Regions from separate parts of the Mus musculus genome. Here regions 1, 3, 4 and 5 are each linked to region 2. Evidence: chromatin loops called from intact Hi-C (ENCODE). Cell type or tissue: left cerebral cortex. All regions are shown on one strand. Region 1 overlaps Mrps18a (mitochondrial ribosomal protein S18A). Region 2 holds the start of Vegfa (vascular endothelial growth factor A). Region 3 has its middle 19 kb from the start of Gm41584. Region 4 overlaps Rsph9 (radial spoke head 9 homolog (Chlamydomonas)). Region 5 holds the start of 1600014C23Rik (RIKEN cDNA 1600014C23 gene).

Evidence for each region. Hi-C counts contacts between places; a loop is a spot of excess contacts. Peaks named below come from ENCODE experiments on the same cell type or tissue, not always from the same donor. Only the 100,000 strongest peaks of a DNase experiment are listed, where the experiment ranks them.
Region 1: it touches region 2 in a loop (2.2-fold over the local background); 7 of 42 quality-filtered maps call a loop at or near these places.
Region 3: it touches region 2 in a loop (2.0-fold over the local background); 3 of 42 quality-filtered maps call a loop at or near these places.
Region 4: a loop joins it to region 2, with 5 times the contacts of the local background. A loop is called at or near these places in 20 of 42 quality-filtered maps.
Region 5: it touches region 2 in a loop (10-fold over the local background); 39 of 42 quality-filtered maps call a loop at or near these places.

Annotation. Positions count from the first base shown.
Region 1 is chr17:46,117,162-46,122,161 of GRCm38, forward strand. Mrps18a (mitochondrial ribosomal protein S18A) reads left to right here. Exons shown (of 6, transcript NM_026768.3): 2 at 779-810. It also overlaps a transcript of Rsph9 not described here. Among named protein-coding and RNA genes, the nearest start is that of Mrps18a, 8.7 kb to the left of the region's middle. In left cerebral cortex, no CTCF peak of the experiment used is centred here; a DNase peak (open chromatin) is centred at 2,657; H3K27ac peaks cover 1,054 bases.
Region 2 is chr17:46,030,464-46,035,463 of GRCm38, forward strand. It overlaps Vegfa (vascular endothelial growth factor A), which reads right to left and starts at 1,914. Exons shown (of 7, transcript NM_009505.4): 1 at 828-1,914. The coding sequence starts at 1,427. In left cerebral cortex, a CTCF peak has its summit at 2,434 (motif pointing left); DNase peaks (open chromatin) are centred at 170, 678, 1,532, 1,974 and 2 more places; H3K4me3 peaks cover 2,415 bases; H3K27ac peaks cover 2,313 bases.
Region 3 is chr17:45,902,073-45,907,072 of GRCm38, forward strand. No RefSeq gene overlaps it. Among named protein-coding and RNA genes, the nearest start is that of Gm41584, 19 kb to the left of the region's middle. In left cerebral cortex, no CTCF peak of the experiment used is centred here; a DNase peak (open chromatin) is centred at 2,392.
Region 4 is chr17:46,129,333-46,134,332 of GRCm38, forward strand. It overlaps Rsph9 (radial spoke head 9 homolog (Chlamydomonas)), which reads right to left. Exons shown (of 5, transcript NM_029338.4): 5 at 1-166. The coding sequence ends at 6. Among named protein-coding and RNA genes, the nearest start is that of Rsph9, 12 kb to the right of the region's middle. In left cerebral cortex, a CTCF peak has its summit at 2,933 (motif pointing left); DNase peaks (open chromatin) are centred at 593 and 2,937.
Region 5 is chr17:45,732,814-45,737,813 of GRCm38, forward strand. It overlaps 1600014C23Rik (RIKEN cDNA 1600014C23 gene), which reads right to left and starts at 1,031. Exons shown (of 2, transcript NM_028164.1): 1 at 773-1,031; 2 at 51-309. The coding sequence starts at 980. The coding sequence ends at 212. It overlaps F630040K05Rik (RIKEN cDNA F630040K05 gene), which reads left to right and starts at 1,693. Exons shown (of 5, transcript NR_152153.1): 1 at 1,693-2,033. In left cerebral cortex, a CTCF peak has its summit at 2,822 (motif pointing right); DNase peaks (open chromatin) are centred at 488, 1,088, 2,833, 3,677 and 2 more places; H3K4me3 peaks cover 2,076 bases; H3K27ac peaks cover 3,317 bases.

The sequences.
Region 1 (5,000 bases), 87 kb after region 2:
TACTGTCTGCAGGCTTCTGCTTGCTACCTGTTCTATCCCCGTTCTCTGGTATGGTAACAGAATCTAGCCCTGCAGGCAGAGAGAAGAGGGATGGAGCAGAGAGTATTTCCCTTGTGGCCAGTTTCATGCAGCCTTGGCACAGGATTCTCAGGATATGTTTTGGGGAGTGGATTTGTCTCACTGATAAACCACCATTGAGACACAGTGCTGTGTTTTAGATTATAGAAACCACTTTGGGCTGGTTCACTCTGCAGGGGACATGTGAAAGGGCACTTCTGACTTTCAGGCCTGCTGCTCCAAAAGCTTTCTGGTTTACTTTTGTAGCCCAGGCTGCCCTCAAACATACAGCGATTTTCCTGCCACAGCTATTCAGTTTGCCAACTCTTCTGGTCAAAATCAAGATGAGTCTCAGCTTCCAAAGGCAAAAAACAAAACAAAACAAAACAAAACAAAAAAAACAGCCTGGAGCCCCTCACTCCCACAGAGGTGCTGCAGCCTGGAGCCCCTCACTCCCACAGAGGTGCTGCAGCCTGGAGCCCCTCACTCCTACAGAGGTGCTGCAGCCTGAGCATCTCAGGCTGGCCTGCAGTCAGCCTCAAGGGCATAGAGCCCTGGCACTTAGGGGTCAACCCTGCTTGCTTTCTGTCCCAGGCAGGAACCGTGGGAGAGTGCAGACTGAAGGCTCCTCTCCTCTGCCTGTGTAGAATTTGAGCTGTTATTTGAAACTCCCTGTTCCTTATTAAATGGCTGACCTAATTTTTCCCCTTTATCTCTGTAGTGGTGAAGATCCAAGAAGGGAAGACGACTGTAGTAAGTATCGCTGCATTGGCCACTCACGACCTCCTTAACGTTCGGAGCCGCCTGGCTGCTCCTCTGAGGGATGGATGGACAGGGGCCCAACGTGGACTCCTGGCTCCAGGATCTGCTCCCTCTGAGACCATAAATCCTTGAAGTCTACTATTTCTTGGGCTGTGTGCCGTAGTGTTTTAATCAGGAACAGTCACTGGGCCTGTGCTGCTGAGGTATCTGTCACTTGATTAAAGTGACCTTTGTATGACAAAGTCTCAGAGGCCTTTACTAATATGTTCTCTGGCAGGTGATAAATCAGTTTCCCAAAGGGGAAATTAAGGCGGCATTGCAGGCCCACGGAGCCAGAGTTAGTTGGCCCAGGGCCAGGGGCCTGCCCTTCTGATCCTTGCCTTCTGTCTGGGATGACTTCGTACCCTTAAGTGATGCGTTAAGAGGTGGCAGGCCCTGGCCCCCAATCTTACTAGCTGGCACCCTGGCTTGTCTCTTGGTAAGAAAGCTGGAACGATTCTTCCTCCCATACCCCCCTTTCCCTCACTGAGCCCATCTCACCTCCCTTGGGAGTCAGTCATGGGGCCTAGATTATCCTATAATCCTTAAAAGACAACCTTGTTTTCACATGGCCTTCTATCCCTCCAAGAAATTCTCAGCCACCTCACAGAGCTCCCAGAAGGCTGGAGAACTTCCATGTGGGCCAGGGGCTTAACCTCTCTGGCAGGCAGCCAAATATAGTCTACCCTAAGACAGCCTTATCCCCGGGGAAAGCCAGTCATTCTTCTCCCAGAATACCTCCCTGGCCCTTCCGCTGGCTAGCATCGCCCAGTTCTTAATGTTTAGGGGACTTCATGTCCTTAAGGCACTTTTCTATTCTCTGATTAAAACCTAGAGAAAAAAAAAAAAACCTAGAGCAATCTGGGCATGATTGTGCATATCAGTAATCCCTGTACTTAGAAAGTACAGAGTTCAAGGCCATCCTCTGCTTTATAGTGAAATCCAGGCAAGCCTTGCCTCCGTGAGACCCTGTTTCAAATGACAAAAAAAGCTAAAACAAGCATTTACCCGATAAACTCAATGCTGGAGAAAAGAGTGACATCAGCCTGTTTTGTTTTTGTTTTTTAAGATAGGGTCTCTCGGTCTGTGTAGACCAGGCTGTCCTCAAACTCACAGAGATCGGCCTGTGTCTGCCTCCTGAATGCTGGGAGTAAAAGCGTATGCCATCACACCAGCTGATATCAGACTTTTGAAGTAGCATATTGCTTCTGCTTTTCTGGGTACAGAGTGCTCAATGCTAAAGAGAGCGTCCCCCTACCCACCGCATCCTCTCCTAACCACCACATCTCCCCCTACCCACCGCATCTCCCACTACCCACATCTCCCCCTACCTACCGCATCTCCACCTACCCACTGCATCCCCTACTATTTCAAATGCTTCCTGGGTCCAGCCTTTCTTTAGCTCATTAGGATGCCTGTTCGTCTGTTGGCTGTTTCTGCTTTCCCTTGAAGACCCTGGCAGACCATGTTTGGCTCTCTCAGCTGCCATCTTCAGACTCTTGAGAACTAACTAGTTCATCTCCCATAACAGCATCTCTCTGTTAGGCATTCAGAATTGAAGGCTTACTCCCCAGCTATCGGTGCTGTTCACATTGGCTTGTAAGTGTAAAGAGGTTTTTTCATGTGAGGCACGGATCTGCTGTTAATAGAAGGCATATGGAGACACTGTGGCTCTGGGGTAAACCCATGCATGCCTTGGTCAGGTGCTACTGTGGCTGACTGTGGGTGTGTGTCCTCCAAAATAAGATCCGATGCCTGCTGCACGTAGTTGTGGGAGTTAAATCGACTGGTATATGCGAGCCATTCTTAGCACAGCACGAGGTGAGCAACAGTGAACCAGTGAATGTTAGCTCTCTCCTGCGGCCCTCAGGGCCCCTCCCAAGGCCTCCCATGCACCTTCAGATTTTCCCTGGCCCACAGCTTCTCTCTGACGTGTTTAGAGTTGCCGTAGTAGAAGCGGGGGTGGGTATTGGTGCCTGAAATAACTGAGCAGAACTTCTAGCCTCTGTCTCTTGGCCAGTCCCAGCCCCAGTACAAGATTACTTTTGTCCCAGTGCCTCTCAGATCCATCCCACTATGCTCTCAGGCTCAGCATCAGAGAGGCCTGCTAAGGTCCCCTGCAGCTGAAGCTGACTCCCAGATCATTGCTTTAGGGCACGTAGCCATTCCAAGGCTAGGTCACAGGTTATATCCATGTTGGGAAGGTCATGTCACATGTGGCCTCTGCAGAGTATTTAAAAGGTGTTCTCCAAAATGATACAAGTGAAGAGAATTACAGTCCCAGAACTTACTCCAAGTATGAGGCCAGCCTACTCTACATTCTGAGTTCCAAGCCAGCCAAGGCTATCTAGTGAGCACCTGGTTGTTTTTAGAGGAGGGCATGTATTGTGTTTGTCTGCTGCAGTTTTCTGTGTTTGCAGAGGAAGAAGGACGTGGCAGTGCACACAGACGCCTGCTGATCTTGCTGTTCTCGGGGTTTCTCAGCTGCAGAGTTGGCTGGTGTTCTTTGTTGTGAGGGCTTCCCTGTGTATCCTTGCTAGATGTCCATAATACCCCTTCTTCAATTGTGCAGTCACAAATGTCCCCAGACATGGCCAGAAGGAGTGTGGGGCACACATAGGGCCTCTAGCGTAGACTTTGTTCTTTTCCATGAAGCTGGAAACAGTGCTCTCTGCAGATAATGCACAGAATGGCGGACGTTTTATTTGAATAGTACATCTATCTCTATGCCATTTGGAACTTTTTTCATATGTGTGTAACTAGCTGTCTGTACGTGTACATATGCATGTTTTTCATATGTGTGTAACTAGCTGTCTGTATGTGTACATATGCATGTTCTTCATATGTGTGTAACTAGCTGTCTGTATGTATACATATGCATGTTCTTCATATTGTGTGTATCTAGCTGTCTGTATGTGTACATATGCATGTTCTTCATATGTGTGTAACTAGCTGTCTGTATGTGTACATATGCATGTTCTTCATATGTGTGTATCTAGCTGTCTGTATGTGTACATATGCATGTTCTTCATATGTGTGTAACTAGCTGTCTGTATGTGTACATATGCATGTTCTTCATATGTGTGTAACTAGCTGTCTGTATGTGTACATATGCATGTTCTTCATATGTGTGTAACTAGCTGTCTGTATGTGTACATATGCATGTTCTTCATATGTGTGTAACTAGCTGTCTGTATGTGTACATATGCATGTTCTTCATATGTGTGTAACTAGCTGTCTGTATGTGTACATATGCATGTTCTTCATATGTGTGTAACTAGCTGTCTGTATGTGTACATATGCATGTTCTTCATATGTGTGTAACTAGCTGTCTGTATGTATACATATGCATGTTCTTCATATGTGTGTAACTAGCTGTCTGTATGTGTACATATGCATGTTCTTCATATGTGTGTATCTAGCTGTCTGTATGTGTACATATGCATGTTCTTCATATGTGTGTAACTAGCTGTCTGTATGTGTACATATGCATGTTTTTCATATGTGTGTAACTAGCTGTCTGTATGTGTACATATGCATGTTCTTCATATGTGTGTAACTAGCTGTCTGTATGTGTACATATGCATGTTCTTCATATGTGTGTAACTAGCTGTATGTGTACATATGCATGTTCTTCATATGTGTGTAACTAGCTGTCTGTATGTGTACATATGCATGTTTTTCATATGTGTATAACTAGCTGTCTGTATGTGTACATATGCATGTTCTTCATATGTGTGTAACTAGCTGTCTGTATGTGTACATATGCATGTTTTTCATATGTGTGTATCTAGCTGTCTGTATGTGTACATATGCATGTTTTTCATATGTGTGTAACTAGCTGTCTGTACGTGTACATATGCATGTTTTTAGAGGCCAAAAGAGAGCATCAGATTCCTCTGGAACTGGATGCTGGGAAACCAAGGCCCTGTCCTGTACAAGAGCAGGACATACTCACAACTGCTGAGATGTCTCTCCGGCCCCCATTTGGAACTTTTAACCACATGCATCTGTCTCTTTTCCCAGAGGCAGGAGAAGCCTAGGGTTCAGATATTTTATTGTGGCTTGTTGAGGAAGGAAGACAGGATCCAGCAGAAACAGCAAACCGTTCTTGTAGTTCAGCAGTTCTCAACCTGTGGGTC
Region 2 (5,000 bases):
CCCGGAGCTGGGGATACCTCCAGAGGTCACCTTCCTCGCGGAGGGCCGGTGGGGGGAGGGGCGCCGCTCGTCGCCCGGGTCTCCGGGCTCCGGCAGCCGCGGCTCCGGGAACACGAGGCCGGCCAGGCCCGGGCTGATGTAATCGGCTCTGCGCCGCGCGCGCCCGGCCAGGCGGGGGAGGGCGGGCACCGCGCGGGACGCGAGCGGGGACGGGAGGGGGTGGCGCGGTGCAGGTGGCCCAACAAGCTAGAGCGGTGGGAGAGGGTCCCCGCAGCAATCCATCCTAAAACTTTCCCCAAACTCACTGCAAGGGCCTCAGAGACCCAAACGGCAGTGACAGCAAAGCCCCCTCGGTCGCCCGCGCCCTGCCCCCTCCACGATCTCTGCCCTCCCCGGGTCCAAGGTCCGAGCACCCCCAGGCATGCCCGCTGGGCTCCGGACTCCCGCCCCCTTTGCCCGGACTTCCAGTTCTCCGGGGACCCGCGACCCGGAGCAAACTTCTGCCGCCAGCCTCGGCACAAGCCCAGCCCCCTCAGCCTCCTCCTCTGGCTCCCGCCCTCCGCTGCTCGGCCCAGATCGTACGTGCGGTGACTCTGGTGGGTGGGCAGGGCCCGCGTGGGCGGCGAGACGATCCTGGCGCCCTCCCACCTAGCGCGCACCCCCTCCCCCTCCACGTACGACGACAGAGGGGGACGCCTCGCGCCCGGTGCCCAAGGACCCGCGTGGGGCACGAAGCCCCCCACGCGCGCGCTCGCACGCACGCACGTCCCCAAGCGGGAGAGGCGCTCGCCACGGCCCGGCGACAGCAGACGGGCACGACCGCTTACCTTGGCATGGTGGAGGTACAGCAGTAAAGCCAGGGTCCAGTGCACCCAAGAGAGCAGAAAGTTCATGGTTTCGGAGGCCCGTCCGGGGCCGGCGCGGCTCGCGCTCCCTCTCCGGCTCGGACTGCGAGGCAGCCCGCTCTCTTGCGCGCCTTGGCGGGCTCCTCTCCCTTCTGGAACCGAGGCCCGGGCCGGGGCCTGGGGCGCGCGCGCGGCTGGAGCACTGTCTGCGCACACGGCCGCCTCACCCGTCCATGAGCTCGGCTCCTGAGAGCCGAGCGCCCACTGCGGCCCCCTCTCCTCTTCCTTCTCTTCCTCCCCTCTCTTCTCGGGCCCCGGCTTCTCCAGGCCCGAGCTAGCACTTCTCCCAGCTCCGATCGGTTTGTCTCCTGCGGCGCAGACCACGGCTACTACGGAGCGAGAAGAGCCCAGAAGTTGGACGAAAAGTTTCCGTGCAATCCCGCGAGCCCCGACCCCCTCCACCCCGCCTCCGGGCGCGGGCTTCGGTTCCTCGCGGCTCGCCGCCGCGTCCACCGTCGGCAGCCCGCCGGCGAGGAGGTGGGCGCTGGGGCTGGGGGCGGTGTCTGTCTGTCTGTCCGTCAGCGCGACTGGTCCGATGCAAGATCCCAAGGGGGAGGGCTCACGCCGCGCTCTGGCGGTCACCCCCAAAAGCAGGTCAGTCACTTTGCCCCTGTCCCTCTCTCTGTTCGCTCGCCAGCGCGCTCTCTCTGACCGGTCTCTCTCTCTCTTCCTTGACTTCTCTCTGGAGCTCTTGATACCTCTTTCGTCTGCTGATTTCCACAATCCGAAGTGATTTGAGGGAGTGAAGAACCAACCTCCTCAAACCGTTGGCACGATTTAAGAGGGGAATAGGAAGCAAAAATAAATTAAAGCGTAAAACAATACAGTTTAAGAAAAAAAAATTAAGAGGTTTGAATATCAAATCCCAGAGCACAGACTCCCGGGCTGGTGAGTCCGCTGAATAGTCTGCCTTGTCGCTGCGTCTCGCGACAGAGCTCCGCTGCCGCCGCTCAGCTCGCCCCCAGTGCCGCGGCCTCGCTGCAGCTCGGCTGCCCCAAGCCTCTGCGCTTCTCACCGGTAACAGCGGTGGAAGAAAAAGAGGAAATCTAGCTCCACCCCCAAGCCCCGCCCAGACCCGCCCCGGGGAGCGGTCTGGTGGAGCCAGGCACCGCCTTTCGGGGAGCCCCTAGGCCACTACCGCGAAATGGAAAGCTAAACCCCTTACCAGGGTCCACGGCCTCAAAATTATCTGTGCACCCCTTCAAACTGGGCTCAGGAACACACTGGGAATCCCAGAGTATTGGGAATCAGGGGAGACAGGAGAGTGAGGTTATATGCGGACAGGGTCTAAGAACAATTCCCTTTCCCAGGAATATAGGAGAAAGTAGGGGTTGGAAGGCGGAGAGCTGGCAGGGACGTATGAGGATAGGGACAACTAGAGTGACCCCTGGCTTTCTCCCCCACCTCACAAACACACTACACACACACACACATGCATGCACGCACTCACATTGACACACGCGTCCTCCCTCACGCAGACTCGGCTCGCCCAAGTTCACGATCTCCCCGTGATGGCCGAGCGCCCCCTAGTGACTACATTATGCACACCCCAACTCTTGCTCAAATGGCACGGGTCTTGGAAAGGGGGTGAGAGTTGATTCTTGAGTGCGGCAGACTTTGAGCTCCCAAATAATTGCGTGTTTCTGACATACACACACACCCAAAAAGTTGCGTGTTTGACCTCGGAAGCATAACTCTAGGTTTATATGTGGGGAGGGGGTTACGGGGGGGGGGGAGTATGCTTATCTGAGCCCTTGTCTGATCTGCAGTCATCAGGAGCTAGGGCCCTGGGGTGAATGGGATCCTCTGGGAAGTTTCCAGAGAGGCTTCTCTGGAGAGAATTTGGCACCAAATTTGTGGCACTGAGAACGGGAAGTGGAGTTCTGGAGTTAGTCAGTGGCGGGGAGTGAGACGACCTGTGGAAACCCACGTATGCACTGTGTAGTCTGGCAGAGCCCTGAAGGAGAGACAGCTGGGCAGACAGAGGCCCTTGTTCCTCCTGATCTCTCTCTCTCACACACACACACACACACACACAGAGATGTTGCCAGGGAACTGAAGCCAGGGTGCCAATGGGGGCAGAAGCGGGCCAGGCCGGCATGGTGATTCAAACCTACCCTAGCATTCAGAAAGGTAGGTAGGCCAGCTGCCCAGCGCTGCCGCCAACCCTCGGAAGGGTGGGAGTAGAGGCTCCCTCAGTTCTAGCCTAGGCTTACGGTTCATCTTCTAAACAGAATTCAGGGGTGTACTCTGTCCTCCCATTCTCCCTAAAACCCTTGGCTATTTCTCTATGCTTGCACACTTAGCCCGTGTGGCTCTGTCCCCTCTCTTTCTACTAAGTCCCCTTCTCCATGTCCTCAGTGTCTTCCTTAAGAGCTCTCCAAAACCCCCACCTCTAACCCACCCTTGGATATAGGAACCAGCCTGGAAAAATTCCTGGTTGGGCTTTGGCCCAGCTGCTCCTAGGCTCCCCTGGGAACAAGAGGGGGCTCCGATACCTGTGGGAAGAGAGGGACCAACCAGTCCCAGCCCTCACCCAGATCTGCTGGACTTCTGAGAAAGAGAACTCAACAATCTTCCTATTGCCCCCCCCCCCAGTGTAATCCACTATCTCCATCCCTCTGCACACAGTACTGAAGCTGGGTGGGTGCTGGCACCTCTTGGGCACCCCAATTCCAATGGAGCAGTAGTATGAGGATCTTATGAGGAAGGGAGCTGGCTCCTCACGCTATCCCTTCCTGCCCATCATTACTAGTCCCGAGTCCCCTCCTGGATGGCTCTCTTGTAGCAGGGAAAGTAGTAGTTAGTAAATGTTTGCTGGTCCAGAGCCCTCCTGTGGGTTTCCTCACCTGATCCTGATCCCTGCTCTAAGCAACTAAGAGGAGTCAGAAAGGAAAGCCACCAAATGTCTCACGTGTCTGTCTCTAACCGCAAGAACACCAAATGTAGCTCCCTGTCAGGGGGCCCCTGTCTCTCATCGTGGCATAACAGAGGCTGTAGACACTGAAGGCTCCCAAAGCGCTGCCCTTCTCATCTCCACCTCCTCCAGCTGTGATTCTCAACCCTCAACCCTTTGGAGGGACTGTCCAACAACCCTTTCACAGGGGTCGCATATCAGATGGCCTGCATGTCAGAGAGTTACATTATGATCCATAATAGTAACAAAATTACAGTTATGAAGTAGCAACAAAAATATTTTTATGTTGCCTGTGGGGGGGGGCTGGGGGGGTCACCACAACATGAGGAACTGTACTAAAGGGTCTCAGCATTAGGAAGGCTGAGAACCACAGTTCTGTGGTCTTGGGAAAGGCCACGGGCCTACAGAAGAGGGACTCAGTAAAGGATTCTGAGGTTTGGAGCAAAATGAAGAGACTTTGAGGGGAATCAGCTCTTCTCGACTTCACGGCTTTAGACTCCTCCTCCTATCCTGAGATAGCCATGATATGTATATGTATAGTATATGTATATATACATGTAGTATATGTGTATATATATGTATAAGGTGTTCCCAGATGAGCCTGTACAGGGAGCCAGAGCAGTGACGCTGCACATTTCCCTCTCCAAAGCACTAAAGCCATGCAAAGACTGAAACTTGGCCTGAAGGGTTTGGAGTAACCCGGATCAGGGTAGGGATGGGCCAACTACCTCCGTCATGCATTTTAGAGACACAATCTGAAGCTGGGTCAGAGGAAGGGTCACTTCTGGATTCCATACAAGCTGCACATTGCCTCCAACACATTCCACAATGGTGTCATCCGTACACTGATATGGACCTAGTAAGTGTCACTTAATGAAACCTCAGGGAATCTAGAAAGAAGAGGGGAAGTGACAAGTATCCCACTATTCCTGCTCTTCCTGGGGGCTCATTTCCCAGAATAGATTCTATTCAGCGTCTCTCCCCCAGGTCACTGCAGGACAGGAGACATGGGAGTGTAGTGGGCCTGGCAGACATGAAATATTCTAAACAGATCCCTGTGTCTCTCAACCTATTTAAACAGTGTACCCCCAAAGAAATGGGGGTTCCCCCTGTCGATCTCATGCTGGCTAACGCAAGTCAGACCAACCAGGATGAATCTTTTCCTGGCATCATGGGGC
Region 3 (5,000 bases), 130 kb before region 2:
CCCTCCCTAGGAGCACTGGTATCCATCAGGAAAATCTGTGTGAAATGGCAGCCGGCACCTACCAGTTACTGTCTGTACCTTTGATCTCATTTAGTCTTTTGTGTCTCATTCTTTTCATCTGCAAAATAGGGATAATGATGACTTTGGTTTCATGGCGTGGGTGGAAAAATTACCTGGTCGAGGACCTGGAACAAAGTAAGGCCTCAGAAACGGTGAGCAGACAGGATGGGGGTGGGCGAAAAGGGAGTGGGAAGAGTCTGGGCTGTAACTCAGCTCAATTCCCAGTGCTGCAGAGGTGCGAGCCTGTGATTTCAGCCCGTGGGAGGCAGAGGAGGGCAGAGGCAGAGGCTGAGGGCAGAGGCTGAGGGCAGAGGCAGAGGCAGAGGCAGAGGCAGAGGCAGAGGCAGAGGCAGAGGCAGAGGCAGAGGCAGAGGCAGAGGCAGAGGCAGAGGCAGAGGCAGAGGCAGAGGCAGAGGCAGAGGCAGAGGCAGAGGCAGAGGCAGAGGCAGAGGCAGAGGCAGAGGCAGAGGCAGAGGCAGAGGCAGAGGCTGAGGCTGAGGCTGAGGCTGAGGGCAGAGGAAGAGGACCAGAGGTTCAAGGTCATCTTTAGGTATAAAGTGAGTACCACCCAGTCTGGGATGCATGAGAACTAAGTCTCAAAAGGAAAAATAAGAGAGCCAGGAGAGGGGAGGAGGGGAAGCAGAAGAGAAAAGGAAGGCCCGGGGCTGGAGGCAGCGCCTGTTGGCGCCCTGCTCTGATTTCCCTGAAGCCTGTTTGGCTCAGGCATGAGCTGTATCTTTATATTACACCCTCCCTTGCGAACTTCTGAAGCAATTTGGCAAGCCACATCAAATAGCACCGACACAGCCTAACCCGCCAGCCCAAGCACTTATCTTACAGAAATAATTAATAAGAAGGAAAAAGCCACATGCCCGAAGATGTCCATGGAAGCCTTATTTAAAAGAAGGGCAAATTGGAAGCCCTCAAAGGTCCAGCAATTAGGGAACAGAAAGGGTCTGAGATGGAATATTACGCAGCCATTAAAATGGCAAATGCGAGGCTACACGGTAACATCAAATATTTATGAAATAACCGGTGGTGGAAGCAAAATACGAAACTGCAGCAGACTAATTACACTGGGTTTTTAAAATGTGGATGTGCGCAAACAGGGCTGAAGGGGATTGCTGGACAAAAGCAACCTTTTTCTTTGGCTCTCTCCACTCTGAAGCTCTTCAGAGGGAAGGGTCCATTTCCCGAATGCCCCCAAGGCATCCCAATCTAAGGACGGAGAAAGCTGAGTGCCACAGCCTCTTCTTGCCAGCCTTCACCCGCCTCTCTGGGGAAAGGATGTTCAGGACAGGCTGCTGGTATTTTTAGTCAGGCCTCTTGCAGTCCAGTGCTCTGGGGGTAAAAATAGCTGGGGTGGAAGGCACTGCGCTAACTCTGCCGCTCTCTGCCCCCACCTCCACCCTGGACCAGGCGCCTCCCGGTCTTGGAGCCACGGCTTTCCACTGCCTGACCCTGGCTCTACCCCATCTCTGAGGTCTCAGTGGCCAAGAAAGAATGCTCTGGTCTGATATGTCTTGCCTTGGCCAGCCCACGAGAGCCAAGCTCTCCATTTTACAGATAAATATACTGAGACCAGCTAGAAGAAGCCTGCTAGGAAGCAGAGGGCCAAAGAATCCCGTGTCCACTCAACCCCACCCTCTCCAGGCCCGTTTATCCCTGCCTTCTCAGCCGATGCCTCTCACTCATAGCGGGAAGAGTCCCAAGGGATGCCCGCTCTCATAAGCACAGAGGCAGAAGGGGACCAAGGACTGGAAATCGTGCAATGTACACTCAGCTCTTGGTCTGTGGTTTGTTGGCTGTGGGATTGGGACAAGTCACCTTCTGCTCCGAGCTGCAATTTGTCTATAAAACCAAGGAGCTGGCCAAGACCAGCTCTTGTGAGTTTTTGCCTGTTTTTTTTTTCTTCTTCTTCTTTTCTTTTTTTCTTTTTCTCAATACTCTGAACCTCTGATTGTCTTACGTCTATCTCCAGTGCTGGGATTAAAGACTCGTGTTCCCACACCCAGTTTGCTTAGCGCTGAGGATCCAACCCAGGCCTTCTTGCACACTGAATAAGAAAGAGATCTCTCAACTGAGCAGCGAGAGCTCTACCACCCAGCCAGCCCCCGCCCCCACCGTCTTTCTGAATCAATGAACTGGATCCTGGAAGCTTTCCTCATCTTTATCTATTACATCAGCCCTGCCACCTTCCTTGGAACCTGCCAGAGAGACTCTGGGTTCTCAGACTCCATGGGGACACCCATTAGGGATAATCTGTGACTGGTGCTGCCTCTCAGGCAAACTTCCTCCAGTTCCAGGCTCGCTTCTAAGTGTCTCCCATCTGCTGGGGCACCTTCTTAAGGAATGCTTGCTAATTTTAACACTAGCTGAAGCCAGATTTAAGTAAATATGCTAGCAAAAATAAATCCTACAAGTGAGTTGAAGGCAAAATGTACTAGGCTCGAGGCTGCCTGAAGCCTGTCGCTCCCTGCTACTCTGACTGTGTGAAGTTACCCTGCATGGAAGTCCCTGAATGCACCCTCTGGCCAGTAACCTCTTAAAGCCCAGCCTGCTCTACCTCGTGTGTGTGTGTGTGTGTGTGTGTGTGTGTGTGTGTGTGTGTGTACTCACACATGCACATGTGCATGCACATACATGCACGTGAGCGTATGTGCATGTGGAGACCAGAAGTTCATATCAAGTGTCTTCCCCAATCACTCTATACTTTATAGTATTGAGTCAAGGTCTCTCACTGAACTTGGAGTTCTCTGATTAGCTAGACTGGCTGGCTGCAAGCTCCAGGTCTCCTCCTGTCTCTGTTCCCCTCCATGCTGGGATTATAGGAACATACAGCCACACACAGCTTTTTACGTGGGTGCTAAGGCCCTAAACCCAGGCCCACTACCTCTCCTGTGCCTCCAGCCTCACCTCTAAATGCCTCCCTGTGGGGACTAAATTTCAACATGAGTTTGGCGTGGATGCTTAAGCAACAGCAGCCCCCAACTACTTTGGTCACTGCAAATCACCTGCTTGTAACACATGTCAGGCATGGCCTTCCTTGGACCTAAGAGTTCAACCCTTAAACTCAACCAGAATTATCTGAGGGTTATAAGCTCCCAACTCTCAGAGCAAAGGCCTGGGTTGGGAGGCCACAACCCCAGAACCAGTTAAGATGTTCAACCAGTGACTCTCATCTCCCTCGCCTGTCCAGTCTTCTGGAACACAAATATTAAGTGTGTGCATGTATCCATGCATGCAGGCAGACATATGTGTCTGGCATACTTGTATCATGTGGTTTCTCTGGGCACCTCCAGCATGGGTTCCTAGCCCTGATGAGCCTGCAATGTTAAGGGCGTCCCACCCAGCTCTTCCCAATACTACAAACATGCTTCTGCAGATCTCACCTGGTCCCATGTTGAGTCACAGCCTCCGACTCAAGTGTCAGATCTCTGCCCTTAGCTGGCACTTTCTCAAAAGTGCTTGGAAACACACATTATCTCGGCCACGGACAGCTCCTCATTAGTAAAATGGGCAAACGGATCAGCACTAAATAAAGGCAGCATATTTGATAGACAAAACACAGATCCCAGGCAGGGACACTAATCCTGGAAGTCCCCGGGGCCATGGGAATGGTAGGCCCGGATCAAGGACTCAGAGAGCTGTGAGTCAGAGCTAGGCAGGCTCGGGAGCAGCAGAGAGACCATGGAAGGAGAGTGCACTGTGAGATGGTGTTGCTCCCCATGTGATGCTAAGAACTACTCACTCCCCTCGGGGAGGAGGGTGGGTCCAGGGAACTCCCAGGAGAGTGTCTTCTCTTGTTGTTCCCACTTCTGGAAGCCAGAGGCACAGCTGTCCACTTGACCTGGCACAAAGGTGCAGGAGGACTACACTGATCTTTCAGTGGTTAAGGGCACTGTTGCCCTTGCCGAGGACCAGAAGCCAGCTCCCAACACTCACATGGGGGCTGTGACTGTCTGGACCTCCAGCCCCAAGGAAGCTGATGCCTTTGGTCTTCTCCTACATCTGTGCTCAAAAGCACATATCCACAGAAAGACAAATGTGCATGTACGCACATACGTGCCAGTGTGTGAGCACACTCATACACACACACACACACACACACACACACACACACACAACTTTAAAAATCTCTTTTTAAAAAAATGCATGAGGGAGGCTGGGTGTGGTGTCACACACCTTTAATCCCAGCATTTGGGAGGCAGAAGCAGGCTTATCTCTGTGAGTTCAAGGTCAACCTTGTCTATAAAGCAACTCTAGGACAGCCAGAGCTGTTTCCTGGGCTTCCCTGTAACCTGAGCTCTGTGACAGTTCACACTGATTGCCATCTTAACCAGGATCTAAAATCACCCAGGAGACAAGCCACTGGGTGTTGTCAGTACGGGGGTTTTTGATGGGGTTCACTGAGGTAGGAAGATCCATGAACATGGACGGCAGGTACCACCCTGGGGGTTGGGGTCCTAGACTAAAGAAAAAAGAAAATGGGGTGAGGGCCAGTATTTGTTTCTGTTTCCTGAACGTGTGTGTGCGAGGTGACCAGAGTTCTCAAGCTCCTGCTGCCGTGCTGTCCCTGCTGTGACAGGCCACACTGTCAACTGTGGGCCAAATAAACTCTGAAGCCATGGTTGCCAGATGAAGCACTGTGACAACTAATACAGGCTCAGCTCCCCAGAGCTGCCCCCCAGGCCTCTCTGAGTCCCCCGTGAAAGGCAGGTGGCTCTAAAACTACATTTATACAGTGTGTAAGCAGAGAAAGTTATCCTGTGCTGTGGGTTAGAAGAAACAGCTTAGAGTAGAAGCTCAGGTCCTGCCTTCATTTGCTGCCTGCCTCTACTTCCCCATCTGCAAAATGAACCACTCATTGCCCTTTCTAGGCCCACTTAACTGACTGACCTCGGCTTCCCTGAAACTCAGTCTCTTTGCTCATGAGACGG
Region 4 (5,000 bases), 99 kb after region 2:
CCTTCCTACAGCATGAAGGGCAAGTCCATGTTCTTCTCTCCTGTGCCTACGTAGATGTAGCCATAGTTCTTGGTGCGAGGAGCGTGGTAGAAGGTGAGGCCTGGCCAGAGCAGGCTGCGCAGCACCACCAGTGCGTTGCCCCTTTCCATCTGGATGCTCCAAGACCCTGGATGGGAGGGACAATTGAGGCCTGGCACTGAGGTGCCACTGAGAAAGTTGCTGTGCTCCTGATGGTCACAGTCACTTGCTCATGACACAGGGAAGGGAGCAAGTGTAGAGGTGACTTCAGGGACCCACAGATGGTGTGGCTCCCTTTCCTTGCTTCAGGGTAAATCACTGACCTTGGGCCTCTGCCCTAAGATCGATGAGACAACCAGGGGCTCAAGCTGAAGTTGGGCCATTTCAGGCCTCCACCTCAGTGGTCTGCCCAACTGCTGATGGGTGGAGTCATGCCTGGTAGGAGGAGACCTCGGCTGCTGAGTCTGCCCCATGCTACTCAAGACGCCAGGCAGCTCAGACCAGGCTAGGCTGTGCAGCCAGGATGACTTGGCTGGAAGGGCCTGATCCAGCTCCAAGGGAGGGAGCCGCTGTGTGGGAGGAAGGAGCCTGGGAAAATCGCCTCTGGATGCAGATCTGGGCTTCTATTCCCCTGCGCACAGAGGCCTCTCCCCCAAACCAGCCACAGCCCTGCTCTGGGCCCTGCCAGGAAGGCAAATAACTTTTGAAGGTTTTGGTACAGGACCAACCAGTTATGCTCAGAGGGCTGATCTGGAGCCTTCATCAGTTGCCAGCTCAGCCCCGGTGCTGGCTCCCACCACTCAAGCTTCCCGCAGCCTACCTCCAACCATGGCCCACCCTGGTCACTCCACACCCAGCAGCCTCACGATTCAGTCAGTTTCCACCCTCCAGAGGCCACCCTGCATCAGAGAAGCCTATCCCCGTGTAGCTAGCTGCCTGCCCAGGTCAAAACCAGAGCTTTCTGGAAGCATGGAGGTCCTCTGCCCCTGGTCCTGACTGAGCCATGCACAGAACAATGGGGTGAAGGCCACACCATGGGCCTATCGCTTGCTCTAGGCCCCAGTGCCACCGCCAAGGAATCAAAACATCAAGTGAAACAGGCCCCGGTTGGTACGACACCTAGCCAACAGCTGTTCTTTGGGCACCTGAGAACCCTGGTGGCTTTCTTGGTCACAAGTCTCCAGGAAACATTGCTTGAGGGGAGACAAGGATAGAATGTTACAGAACAGTGTCCCAGGCCCTGTGTTTTATCCTTGGCAACAAAAAGACCCAGAAATATACAGTTCTCTAGCCTTAAGTCCCATTACTGGGGCCCAGAACATCATTTGGACAGCTTTCTACAGAGACCTAATCCCTCATTGCCCTTGGAGCCCACAGCTACACAGCCTCTGTGAGATAAGCAAGACCAAGCTCTGATTGCCCACCCAGGGAGGCTGGCTTGCAGCGTCCCTCACTCAGGCGCTAGCCTGGAGAAAACAGCCTAGGGTCTATCCCTAACCCCACTGTATCCAGATATCTATCGATTCAACCAACAGCATGGTGGCATGGGGCCCCTCAGACCAGCATGTCTGCTCACCTCTTACTTCGAGGAGATGGGAAGCAGAGGCTGAAATGAGTAGCCCAAGCCCAGCAACATGGGTAAACTGTGAGGAAGTTAAAAAAATACAAATACAGATGCCAGTGAGGGCGGGACCAAGCAAGCCAAAGGGTGCTGAGTTGCAGCATGCCAGGGGCCGGGCTCTCTGCCTTCCCGCGCAGCCCCGGCATCGTGTTCTTGTCCTCTCAACCTCCCTGGTTCAGTCAGCTCATCATCTGGGACACACACCATGTTCCATTCTCTCTCTCTCTCTCTCTCTCTCTCTCTCTCTCTCTCTCTCTCTCTGTGTGTGTGTGTGTGTGTGTGTGTGTGTGAGCAGACACACAGTGTGTACCTGACACCTTCACCTCCATCTCAACTGTAAATATGGAAAAACCAGGCCCAGACAACTGTGGTAGTAGCCCTTTGAAGGAATGATCCAGTGGATCAGTTCACAGCCCCAGGCCTCCTCAGACCTGGCTTCCTCTCCAGAGACCTGTACTGAGACTGGGGAGAAGATCCAGCCTGGAACTCAGCAGCTGAGCCTCTGCAGTTGGCAGGAGGTCTTCCTGGGTTTCCCAATGCCAGAGAGAGTAAGGGCCAGGCTCAGGTCAAACTGTCGAGGGAGCAGCAGGTATCCTACGTCTCAACCCCTAAAGGTCATCACACTAAGCAATGGCCGGGAAGGCCTGGGTAGATGGCTCAAAGCTAGATTTGATTCCCAGCACCTACGTGATGGCTAATAACCATCTAACACCAGCGCCATGGTGGCCTCCATAGGCACCAGGCATATGTGTAGTACACAGATATACATGCAAACAAAATACCCATACAGGTAAAATGAAATTTAAAAAAAAAAAAAAATGGGCTGGTCAGATGGCTCAGTGGGTAAGAGCACCCGACTGCTCTTCCGAAGGTCCGGAGTTCAAATCCCAGCAACCACATGGTGGCTCACAACCATCTGTAACAAGATCTGACGCCCTCTTTTGGAGTGTCTGGAGACAGCTACAGTGTACTTATATAATAAATAAATAAATCTTTAAAAAAAAATGGCTGTAAGTTCCTGAAAGCCACCATTCTCTTTACCACAAGGTAGAGTCAATCCTCTCAGAGTGGGGACAGAGAAAAAGGACACCCCTGGTGCAGCCTCCAATATAAGTAAACAATGGGGTAGGGGTAGGGTCCTCTGATCGCTTCTAAAAGACGTAGGAGCCATCTGCACGAACCCCCATAAAGCTGATGCCACACTGCCCATTCTCTTCAGGCTCCCTGTCCTCACTAACCACCAGCAGCTTTTAAAGGTCAATTTCTTGGCTGCAGGACTCTTGCTGCCCTCTGCTGCCCAAACTGGGCACTGCACTGAGTACTCTTTGTTGGGACCCCGGCCACCTGCTGCCTCTGCTGCCTACTCTGTGCGCACCCCCACCCCATCCTACCCTCCAACATCTTCCAGTATAACTTCTGTTTTTTCAGCTTCTCCTGGTTGCGCTCAAACCTTCCTGACTTAAGAGCGTTGTCTTTCTCATTCCAAGGGCACCAAAAGAACTTGGCACGCAGCAGCTGCTCCATGCTCTGCTGACAGAGCGGAAAGGTTAAGGAGTATTGAATGGCAGAGTCCAGGTGAGGAAGCTGGCTGCCCTGCGTACTGCCCCACCTGTCTTCCGGTGCAAGCCCGCAGCCAGGAAGTCTTAGCACTCATCAGGAGGAGGATCTTGCCAGGGATCCATCCCTACAAAACTTTCCATCCCAGGACATCACACAGCAGCTCACTGCCAAGATATTAGCCTCAGGCAATATCCCTCTCCATTCTGTTCTCTTCCACTCAGAGAGAAGCTGTGAGCTCTGGGCTTATCTCTGTGGGCACAGGGAACAGAGACCCCAGGACAAGGCCCACTTCACACCTGCTTAGAGGTGACCTGAGCCATCTTGAATGACTGCTTCAGACTCAGAAAGCAATGTTCCTCCCTAAGTAGAAAGAGCTAAAGATCTACAGACTCCACCCCTCTAGCCAGGCATGGTATCCAAGGGTTCTAGTCCTGACTCTGCACAGGTCATCACCACTGCATCTGCTAGGCAGGAGAGGCGCCCAGCGGCTCATTCAGCTCTCACTAGAAGAGTCTGGAAGGAAGCCAGAGTGTGTCTGATAAGGAGAGCCATCCCGGCCTCGTCATTCTCCTTCTGTTGCCAACGAGTCCCAGAAGCCACCTCCCCATCACTGTAAGCCCACACTCAAGGTGACTTGGCTCAGGTGCCTCCGTGTGGTGGAACCAGCTGCTCAGAACCATCGTCCCTAGCCCTGTGAGTCGCCCTAAGACAGGAACCTGCAGGTTTGCTTGTCCCTTCTCTGTCCACCTGTGAACACTGCCTTCTGATCACGGGCCTTCCCTTAAGCCTCCTTAGCTCTTCCCACCAAAGCTTGTCAGGAACCTGGAAATTATATATGTGTACATATAAAATCCATATTTTGGCTGAGTGGATGGCATGTGTCTTTAATCCCAGCACTTGAAAAGCAGAGGCGGGTGGATCTCTGCAAATTTGAGGCCAGCCTGGTCTACAGAGTGAGTTCCAGGACAGCTAGGGCTATACAAAGAAACCCTGTCTCAAATTTAATAATAATAATAATAATAATGTTTCATATAGCTCAGCTGACCTAGAATTTACTATGTAGCCAAGGATGACATTAAACTTCTGACCCTCCTGCTACATAATGACGGGGAGGAGGGCTGGTACCAAAGTGGGTTGGATATCAGCAAATAGAGAGTTATCAAAGGACATAGGAAATAGAATGATGATAGGAAGGAGAAATAAACCTAAAAGGTCTAATGTAAAACATGGTAACTGTAGTTCATGATGAATATATACGGATGCAGATATATATGGATTTAGACATATAAATGCAGATATATTTGAGGTAGGGTTGTGCACTGAAGTCCAGGCATCTGAGTCCTGGGATCACAAGTCTGCACCACCACAGTTGACTTTCCGTTATGCTCCTGGACAGTGCAATAGCAGACAAGTGTGCTCCTGGGGGGAAGCTACCTGAGCTAGACTCAACTGTTAGCCTCAACTGCTCGGGTAGCTTATACACACACACACACACATATACACACACACACACACACACACACACACACACATATACACATATATATATATACACACACACACACACATATACACACACACACACACACACACACACACACACATATACACACACACACACACACACACACACACACACATATATATATATATACACACACACACACACATATACACACACACACATATATATATATATACACACACACACACACACACACACATATATATATATAGCTTTACCCATTAAAGAAAATAAAAAGATTTTTAAACTTAAAATACCGTGGGAGCAAGGTGGCTT
Region 5 (5,000 bases), 300 kb before region 2:
CAGGTGACACAGAACAGGGACACTATGTCCTAGATGAAATCAGATTTCATGGGCTTTAGACGGTTCTATTTCATTTTAAACATTAAACAGTTGGATACCCCAGCTCCTCACATGGAACACGCTGGAAGCCCTCTCTTAACTACATACATGAAGGACCAGGACAGAAACCAGCTCTAATACAGTCTGGGAGAGCAAGCTATCCTCACAGGTTTCAATTTCCTCCTGAGTATGACCAGGTCACTGAATTCCCACTGTCTGGCCAGGGCAAGTCCTTCTGCAGAGCCAGCACTTGAGGACTTCCAAAAGGACCTGTAGGAAAGAGGGGGTGGGAGGTCACATGTGCTGTTCATAAGGGAGCACACCCTCTTTGGGCTCACTTCCGCGAGACAGGACTCTCTCCCCCAACCCTGGACAAATGGCTTGTGAAGGATCTGTGTGCCATCGAGAGTGGCTGCCAGGATGGTGGCTATGACGGCTGGCCCAGTTGTGGGTGCCTTTGTGCGCTGTGACTGGGTGTCTGTGTCTGGAGTCACTGAGCGCTTGTTCTGTGGGGTAAGGGGTGTGGGGGTGGGGGCACGGCCTGTAGCAGGGAGGTACGTGAGGCTGGGCACGAACTGCCTCACCCACCAGGTCTACTCTTGCCAGGTACAACCAGCTGCTTCGGACCAATGCCTACCGCCTCCTCCCTTCCCTGGGCACGGCCAGGCCGGGGGGCAAATGACTTGGCGGGCACCTCCCTCACTTGGACCCACTGGGGTTAGAGCCAGCTCACCTGGGGCGCAGGCAGGGTTCCTTGCTGGTGGGTGCTCTGCCAACCGCCCCCCTTTCCGGGACTCCCAGTGGGTAGACTGGGGAGGGGGGCACTGGCCGAAAGACAGGCCCCCTTCTGTCCCACTCTGTAGATGGGTCGAACTGGGCACAGTATGCCTGATGGATAGAGAGGACAGTTCTCTGTTGAGGGCCCAGGAAATGATTTCCATGTAAATGAGATGCAAACTCCTTAATGAGTTTGCAATTAGGAGTCCAAGCCTGCCAGGCCTGGGCAATGCCTTTGGGTTTTATGAATGGGCCGGGGCCCGGAGGGGGGAGGCGGCGCGCCGGTCCGCCCCCACAGCTCCCTGTCTCCGGGCCCGCGACATGCCGCGCCGCACGTTGCTGCCTCCCGGCCCGCCGCAACTTGGCCGATCGCCAGCGGGTCAGCTGCTCCGGACCGCGCGGGAGGCTGTCGGCCAGAGTCCCCGCCACGCTGCCTGCCCGCGTCGCGTTGTGGCCGAGGACACACCCCCTGGGGCCTGGTTAGGGCTCTGTCCTCCGGCGCCCCTTTCCCCGTTATGGGAATGGCTTCTCGCTGCCGAAATAGCGAAGCTAGCCTTTGGGCTGGGAGCGCACTGGCTCCTAACTTGTAGGGCTGTACGTGCGTGACCTTGGGCAGGGTGCAAACAGAGGTGACAGAGAGGAACCAGTTCTCACCCTAGAGTTCCTGCATCTCTCTAGCTCCCTTCTTTGGTTTTCTCCTGGCTTGCTCTCAAAGGTGATTCCCACCAAACCCAGGGCACCTGCTTTGTTGTATACAAAGCTGCCCCCTGTCTGTTCCGGGCCTGGGTTTGCCTTGGGGTTGAAAAGAAAGGCCTTCTAAGTGAGTGCGTGTGCAGGGGAGAGTTATGGTCCCCCAAGACTCACCAGATTGACAGTGTAGAGTCTTCTTTCCCCAAAGCTTCCTCCCCTCCCCCACTGCTTTCAGAGTAGATTAACTAATTACTTCCAATTAAAGCCGGTAGATCTCTGTACCTCCTGGGCTTCAACACTGCCCCTAGGAGTCTCCCTAGGCTGCCTGGGTCTGAAAGGGACCTGGCCACTTAGGGGGATCAGTGAATCAGTTAAGTAATGCAGGGGGCCACAAAGGAAGCCCACTGGGTCATGTGCTTGACGGGGAGGGCTGCAGACAAGCCTGGCCCTCTGGCTGCAGCATGGAAGTGTGGCCCTGCTTCAGGCCCTAATGGGCCCGGGAAGGTCAGGAGCTGCCGTCTTTGGAGGTAAGTCAGCCGGGTGAAGGTCCTGTGCAGATGCCCAGGGCTAGAGAAGCAACCACCAGAGGATAATCCAGAAGCCACCAGTCCTTGGGGACACTCGTAGCCTCCCTCACCCAGGATGTCCCTCCTCTGCCTTCCAAGTGCTCCACCCTTCACTGGTCTCAGCACTAGCCCAGCCCAGTCCATCCCAGGCCCCACCCTGACCCCACGTGTGGGACGTGAGGGGAAGGATACCTGGCATCAGAGGTAGGGCGATGGGTTGTGACCTAAGTCTCACCTCTGGACAAGCTGGCCTGTCTTGGTCAGGCAAGCTCATGCCAAGATGTGACTCAGGGCCAGGGCCTAATTCTATCTTGAGTTCTGCTGTAGCAGGGATCTGGGCTTGGATCTCTGTGTGTATGTTTCTGGCTTGAGGTGCCCTCTCTCTCTCAGCTCTTAGGTTCTAGGGTTCTGGCTATAGCTGCACCTTCTAGCACGTTGCCCTGGTAGGAGGTGGCAGGAAAGGCTTTCTGGCAGGAATAAGAGTTTCAGGGGCAGAGGGCAACTGAGCTATTCAGGGCAGGAAGTGCCACTTCTGGGGTGTTAAAAGTCTGTTTGCCAGCTTGCTTAACCCCTAGGTCCATATAAAGCGGGTCACAACTTCCTCACATCTAGGGTTGCTTCTTTATGTATGCTCAGGTCAGTGACAGGGCAGCTTAACGTTTTTACTTGTTTCTCTGTCCCTTGTCCCCCTTCTCAGACCTTCCCAAAGATCTGTAGGACTCTGTTCTTTCCTGCATTTCTTTCTGGCCAGCAGAGGGCGCTGCCCAAGGACTGAGGCCACCAGGGAGGTGGGTAGAGAATCCTTCCTTGTGTAGGGCTAGTAAGTCCGGTCTCCCTGGCCTGTCCTCCCCACCCCCCCAGCTGCCCCCCAGGAAGTTTGCCTTTCTTTTTGATGATTTAGACTTAACCTGTCAGAGGGTTCGAAGTTAGACAACAGGATGAACCCAGGTGGCTTTGGGCAGGAAAAAGAGCTTGAGGGACAGAGATGCCTCTCCCAACATCTTAAATGGGGAAGGCGCACTGGAGATGGCCGGCTTTCCTTCCCTGACCTTGGAAGAAGGGTTGGGAGGGGCTGCATAGACTAGCTGGTGTCCCACCCTGTGGGAGGGACTGCTGTGGACATCTGGGCTACATCTGGGATCCTGGCAAGACAGCTCATGGGTTATAGGATTCAGCCCCTGGTGGTCTCTCATTAGGCTCCCGGGGAACCCTTTATAAACAGGTACACACCTGCTACAATGACCTGTAGTTGTAACACCACCAAATTCGGGCCGACTCAGTTATCCTGGGCAGCAGCAGGCTCCACTAGATCTTTCTGTCTCTGGTTGGGGCAGGGGTGGGGGTGGGAGCTGATACTGGCCTTATGTCCTGGGGTCCATTCTGCCCTCCAGGTGGGTAGGAGGGAGGATTGAGTGTGGCCTCAGCACCTTTCAGAAACTCTGCCTCATGGTAGGCCGAGTGGGGAAGGGGTTACAGTTGGGTCGATTCACACAAAAGCTCGACAATGTGGTTGGGACAGAAAGCGAGGGAGGGGACAGCAGGGGCTATTCTTTCCTGCGTCTAAGGGTCTGGGGTCTGCGTGGGGAACAACACAGAGGGGGTTAAAATAAAACCAAACAAAAAACCCCCAACCAACCTCTGCATCCGCTCCCTGCCAGGAATCCCGGGAAGGGAGCAGGAGGATGGCCAAAATGGCCTTGCAGAAAGGAGTTGGAGGGGGAGGGGGAGACGGGCCGAGAGCGGAGCCCACCCGGACTGTCCCCCTGGTCGGCCCACTCGGGGGGCCCGGCCCCTCTTCCCAGCCCCTTCCCCGCCGGCGCGGCGCGGCGCGGCCCCTCCCCCAGGCCGAGCGCCGCCTCCCCCTCCCCTCCTCCCCCTCCCATCCCGCGCTGCAGCTGCTGCCGACGGCCCATTCTGCACGTAGCGAATGGAGGAGCAGCACAAGGGAGGCCTCGAGTGCGCGCGCGCGGGAGCCCGGGGCCGCGCGGGCGGGGGAGCGGAGAAGTGAGCGCGTGCGCGGCGTCGCGCCGCGTCCCGGAGCGCGCGCGCGCCAAGTTCCGGAGCGCGCGGTTTGTCCGCGCGCGGCTGCGGGGCTGGTGATGCTCAGCGGTAGCCACCAGTCCCTCTCTCCCAGGGTCCCTCCGCATACGCACTCCTTTTCCAATCAGCGCAACCTCTACCCAGGCCCCTTAAACGCCCCCACCCCAATAGCACTGTTCCTGGCGCATAGTAGGCTCTTCTTGTAGTAGGGGTGTTGCGATGCATCGATTGATTAGCCCAATGGGGTCACTGCCCTGTAATAAACCAGGAACTGGGCGGGGAGCTGAAAGAAGAATGAAACCGATGGTCCTTAGCCATGAGAGATAACCATGTTTCCTCTAGGAGCCTGCACCTAAGGCAGGCCCCATGAAACGCCCTGTAAGGGCCTGGAGAGGCAAAAACCACTTGAGGGTTTTTACCTCTCTTTCCTCTGGATAGGACCTCCCAGGGGAACGCCTTCTCTAGTCACTTCCCTTTCTTTGTCACCTGCACAGTTCCTACCCCACTGGGTGTCCAGGATCTGGCGTGGCTCTGCCCACACTTCTGGCAAGGGCGTGTTAGGGTGAACATACAGTCTGTTCTGGGAGGGTTCAGAGGCTATAACATACAGTACTCCAGGGGCACCCTCCCCACTTCCCTAATCCTTGATCTCAGAGGTTGACAGGTAAATACTGTAGAGATTGTTCCTTCCCTACGTGGCCCAGGTTGGCAGTGTGCTTCCCGGCGTTTGCTGGGGCTTCCCTAAGTGTGGGCACTTAGCAAGGCATGTGTAGGGGCTTGCAAAAGGATGAATACGGGCTGCCTTTGGCCCCCTTGAAGGTGGTAGCAGGGGCGACTTCGAAAGGATGCTAATCAGCTAATCAGTAGCGTATTGGGATGAAGGTGGCT